Linked DNA regions of Mus musculus: region 2 is linked to region 1. A link is a loop called in an ENCODE intact Hi-C map of the cell type or tissue named here. Cell type or tissue: left cerebral cortex. All regions are shown on one strand.

Region 1 (2,500 bases):
TCTAGATTAAACTTTAAAGATTCAGTAGTTGTCACAGTCTGCTGTATTGTTGGCCTCACACTGGTTGCAATCACAAGAATAATGAATGACTGTGGGGATGTCTAATATTTGTTCATGTCTCTCTCAGTCTCTGACTACTGGCAAACAAGAATACAGCAGCAGGGAGACTGTAATGCTGCATGCACTCAACAGAACTTGCCCAATCCAGGCTTGCTGTGTGGTCTGCCAGGGCTATGGAAGCCATGGTGAGATGTCTACAGATACACTCAGAATACTTCTAATTCCAAAAAAGCTTGCAGCGTCTACAAGGAGGCTCTTGTTTTACTATTTTAAATGGTCTCCATCCAGGAACAAGCACAGATTATAAAAAGTAAAAGCATTACCCCTGCAGTGTTCCATCAGCATCAAAGTGACTTTCATGGTTTTCTGAAAAATGTTTTACAGGGCAGTGTCAGGGAGCATATATGACCCCATATGTGGTTTTAGGATAGATGAAAGAAAATGAGAAATAGGTGGCTTGGTCAAGAGATAGAACTGCCAAGTACAGGGTCTCACAAGGAGATGTAATTGAAATCTGACTCTATTGCTAATGGCAATTAAATCTGATGTCACATTGAGCCCTATCTTTATCTACTTAAGTCCCATTCACACTTTCCCCAGCAACATGAAATACACTTAAAAGAGACTATGCACACCATTGTCCTTAGAACACTGATACAATTTTTAAAAATTCCTGCTGCATGACATTTAGAGGTAATTTAGACTTAATGAGGTAATTTAGACTGAGGCTGAGTTAACTATTTACAAAGAATGCTGCCAGGTGCTGTGATGTTAAGACTGTTGCATGCAAGCATTCCTAGGTCTTTTTTTTTCCTTCAGTGACAGTTTAATCCATGGATATGAGGTGATCTGAGACCCAAGCATACTGGCATCATAATGGAAGCTCAACAATCTTCAAATAAAAACAGTGACAAAGAAAAATAATATTGGCTGCTTTATCGAAATTGTGAATCCTACCTCAGGCAGTTCAAAGTTTAATCTCACTTTCCAGTAAATGTGGCCTTAATACATTGCAGTAAATATGTTGGTATTCCAAATCTTGTTCCTCTTATACCTCTTTTACATAAGCAGTCATTTTTCAGTCATGAGCAACTAATGTGTGTCTTAGATCAGTAGCCACTGATCCTGTAGTAGGGCCATCCTCTCTGCAGCATCTCTGAACTTCCCCACTGCAACCATCTGCAGCTCAAGAGGTGTGTGTGGGAAAATCCAAAACACAGTCTGGTTCCTTGATTGTCTTCTATACTCAGCTGCTCTCACTGGAAACATCCTTACTTGTCCTGGCCAGAGTCTGTTGAGTCCTCACGCCTCTTTCTAATTTTGATCTTGTGGGTCTCTACTTGGGCTTTAATCCTTCCTTTCTCTGTTTCCTTTGAGCTCCCAGAAAAGCCACCGTGACTCACACTGAGAAAGCTGTTGGGAATCTTGTTCTACTCACTGGACAGTCAGCTTCCATAGGAAGAGAGAATCGATTTAGATGTGCGTGGTAGCTACATCCCAAGATAGTAATTTGAGTCACCTCTGTCTTCTTACAATCATGAATACACTTAAAGCATATTTTATGTCTTATTACCTATGGATTCCCAATCAGAAAAGACAGTACCTACCCAGTGTAGGGACTTAATAACTATGATTTGTTTGTCAGAGGAAAGAACCCAGCGGTGGCTGAATGCAGGCTACCACTGAGCTGTAGATTTATCTTAGAAGCCTCTCTGATGATCTTCCCTGATATCTCCCAGCCAGTAGCGCAAAATCAGGGCGTTACACTCAGTAGAACAGAACTTAGGAAATCCTGGTTCAGATTCTGTGTCCGGTACATGTGGCAACAACGTGAACATAGCTCAGTCCTCAAACCCGCCCTCCCTGGGAGCCTCTGGGGTTGCAGTGGGTACTCAGTAGCAACATACCATTCACTGCTTGTACAACTCAAGTGACAATTTCAGAACTAATGGTGCTGTCAGGGGAGAATAAAGTTACCCCTGTCCACACTAAATTTGGCTACATGGTCCAAAAACATTTCACCCATGAATTTATACCATGCTGCAGGGAAACTGGAATTATCTTCTCAGGCAAGTTATTGTCACAACCAGTTTCACTAAAACAAGATGGATAGCTGTATCTGCCAACAAAATGATGAAAGAGAGAAGCTTAAGATCCATAAAGGAAGAGAGGGGAGACGTAGGTTCATTCTTGATCAGGTTTGCTTTCCCTTTACTGGAGAGGCCCAATGGCCAGCTCATAAGTGTTCTTCACCAAAGGTGTCATAGCAATTTCTAACAGTTTTTCCATGTTAATGTACCTGTTATCCTGAGCAAATAAAGCCATAGCACTTTAGTAGAAACAAAGGGCCACAAAACCTTCCTAGTGGTAAAAATTCACAGGGGCACAGACATGAAATGCAAAGCTCTTCTCTCTCTGTTTCTAATCTGCTTCTAAGCTG
Region 2 (2,500 bases), 110 kb after region 1:
CAAGTGAATTAAAAGCATTTAGAGTGCTCTCCTCAGAGTACTGAAGGCTTTGAAGTGCAGACCTACTCTGTAATGGTGGACGTGACAAGTTGATTTAATTCATTCAGTGACAGTCTAGTTACTAAACCAGCTGCTAATGTATGATTTATACTTTTGGTTGGTTTTCAGATTTGGACATTTTTATTGTAGTTTCATAGAAGATAATTCTTCTGAAAGAGCTTCCAATTACTTTTGTTTATTTGTGTTTGAGGGGGTGCTGCAGTGCACCTCGGGAGGTAGAAGACAATGCACAGGAGTTATTTCTCCTTTTCTACTTTGTGGGGTCTGAGGATTTAGACTCTTATCATTAGCAACAGTCTTTATCCACTGAGCCACGGAGCTGTTCTATGTTTTTGTGGCTATTTTGAATTAAGCTATTACTTTGGACAATTTTATGTTTACACCTAGCCTTATTTTCACTTTATTTCAAGCTTTGCATAAAAGCACCAGGTTTAGTTAGTTGATGAGCTTAGTGTTTCTTAATTCTGCCCTTTCCTGTTTTATTTAATAGAACAAAGCCTGAATCACAGTTGAAAATATACTTGATAATATTCAAGCCAACTCCCATTGTTAACAAAATCAGCTGATTATTGAAAACTAACCAATTCTAAGGCTTTAATTTAACCATTAGAGAAAGTAGATGCTTTCCACCAAGCTATCTGTTCAAATGAAGTGATAATAGCAACAAATATGAAATAAAAGAAAAGAGAATCGTAACCCACATAATCAAGAAGTAGAGTGGGGACAACTGGCAATATTCCTAAAGTTCAAATGGGGACTGAAGATCCCCAAGCACTGGTTATGTTTGAAGGCAACTGTCACATGGCATAAAAAGAATTCAATTCAGACAAATGTCTTTGCAGAAAGTTAAAACGAACAAGTGCAATTTAAAAACAAAATCAAGATTCTGGCCACTTTCTACACTGATTCATGTAGAAGCACAGTAGTAAAGCATTGTTAACACAGGAGGGCAGTTAGAAATAGTAACTCACTCAAGACCACTGAGCAGCTACTATGTGAAGCCCCATGATTCCCTGTGTGCAAAGTTCAGGAACATCTTCTATGTCAAAGGCCTCACAAGGAAGACAAGAATCTCAAAACATACAGTATGGATGATGGAGAGCTATGAGAATAAGCAGTTAGGCACCACTCAAGGAACACAGCACCTGATTGGTACTGCTGATAGAGAGAAGCCCATTTTAGATCCTAGCAGCTCAGGATCACTGGTGTCCTGCACTAAGCTTTCCATAGGTTGTGGGAAATAGATCTTGCAAAGCTAGCCAAGAAGTATTGTAATATTTACCACAGTATGTGTATGTATGTGTATGTGTGTGTGTGGGGGGGCGTGGATTTAAGAAGCAGAGCAGTACAGATGTCGGTTTCTGTGTTCATAGTTTGCTTTCCTGAATGAGATAATAATGAAAGGAACATGAGTGGGAATCCCCAGTATGATTGAGAACATGAAGCAGAAGCAGGGCTCGCAAGCTGCAGGGTGAGAGAAACACTACCTAGCTGGCAGCCCAGCAAACTCACCTGCCAAAAACCCGAGGGCAAGGCCCATCCAGCTGGCTACAGGGTTTCACAGAGCAAAACAGAATGCAGTCAAGCCAACTCAGGAGGTGACAAAAGGATTTATGAAATCATAAGCTGAGTGAGATGCCTACCTACCCTGAAACTTTGATTCAGATGGTTTATCATAGAGCCAAAACAAAACAAAACAAAACAAAAACAAAAGCAAAAATAAAACCTAATGAACATTAAAGAATGATTTTAAGCAATTAAGAAAATAAGCAAATTATATTTAAGAGAAGAGAAAAATCTGCTGTTTTCCACAAGACACCTGGTGACCCAGAAGACTGATAATGTAAGAGGAATTCTGTGGGCTGCCCTAGAAGGAAAGCTTCAGATAACTCTGGACTTTGAAATGGTAAGGAAGTAGGAGTACCTTCTTTTACTTGAGGATAAATATAAAAGGAAATGGGGTAGGTTATAGGGAGTGCAGCCTACATTTCTTGTGTCGGGCCTTCTGTTGCTATGCTCCCACACAGATCCTGGCTACAGTACAGTTGTCAGTACATAGGACAGGCCTCTGTTAACATGGAGAAGTAACAGTAACAAAGCCAACGATTTGTCCACCAACTGGACACAGCAGTCATAGACATAGAAAACCTCAGAGGATGCTATGATAGGCAGTTCTTATTAATGTTGCTATTTTTTTCTTTTGTTTCTATTTTTGCAGGCCAGTCACTGAATAGATCTCATGCATTCAACAGCAAAAACTTAACTCTAAGACTAAATGGGAACACAAGAGGCAGGTGCAAGAATAAGTCTAGGCTCTGTGCTGAGTTGTGTTGAGGTCTACCCCCTCCCCACGCCTAGCCAAAAAGACTCAAATGGGCATTGACTAAAAGTACAAGGCATCAGTCATGGAGAGACCAGCAAGAATGCCACACACACTACA

The links. Hi-C counts contacts between places; a loop is a spot of excess contacts. Peaks named below come from ENCODE experiments on the same cell type or tissue, not always from the same donor. Only the 100,000 strongest peaks of a DNase experiment are listed, where the experiment ranks them.
Region 2: it touches region 1 in a loop (5-fold over the local background); 2 of 42 quality-filtered maps call a loop at or near these places.

The regions. Positions count from the first base shown.
Region 1 is chr1:175,068,652-175,071,151 of GRCm38, forward strand. All of the region lies in intron 17 of Rgs7 (regulator of G protein signaling 7), which reads right to left. Among named protein-coding and RNA genes, the nearest start is that of Grem2, 150 kb to the left of the region's middle. In left cerebral cortex, no CTCF peak of the experiment used is centred here; a DNase peak (open chromatin) is centred at 1,385; H3K27ac peaks cover 1,061 bases.
Region 2 is chr1:175,183,352-175,185,851 of GRCm38, forward strand. All of the region lies in intron 4 of Rgs7 (regulator of G protein signaling 7), which reads right to left. Among named protein-coding and RNA genes, the nearest start is that of Grem2, 260 kb to the left of the region's middle. In left cerebral cortex, no CTCF peak of the experiment used is centred here; DNase peaks (open chromatin) are centred at 1,178, 1,507 and 2,053; H3K27ac peaks cover 1,401 bases.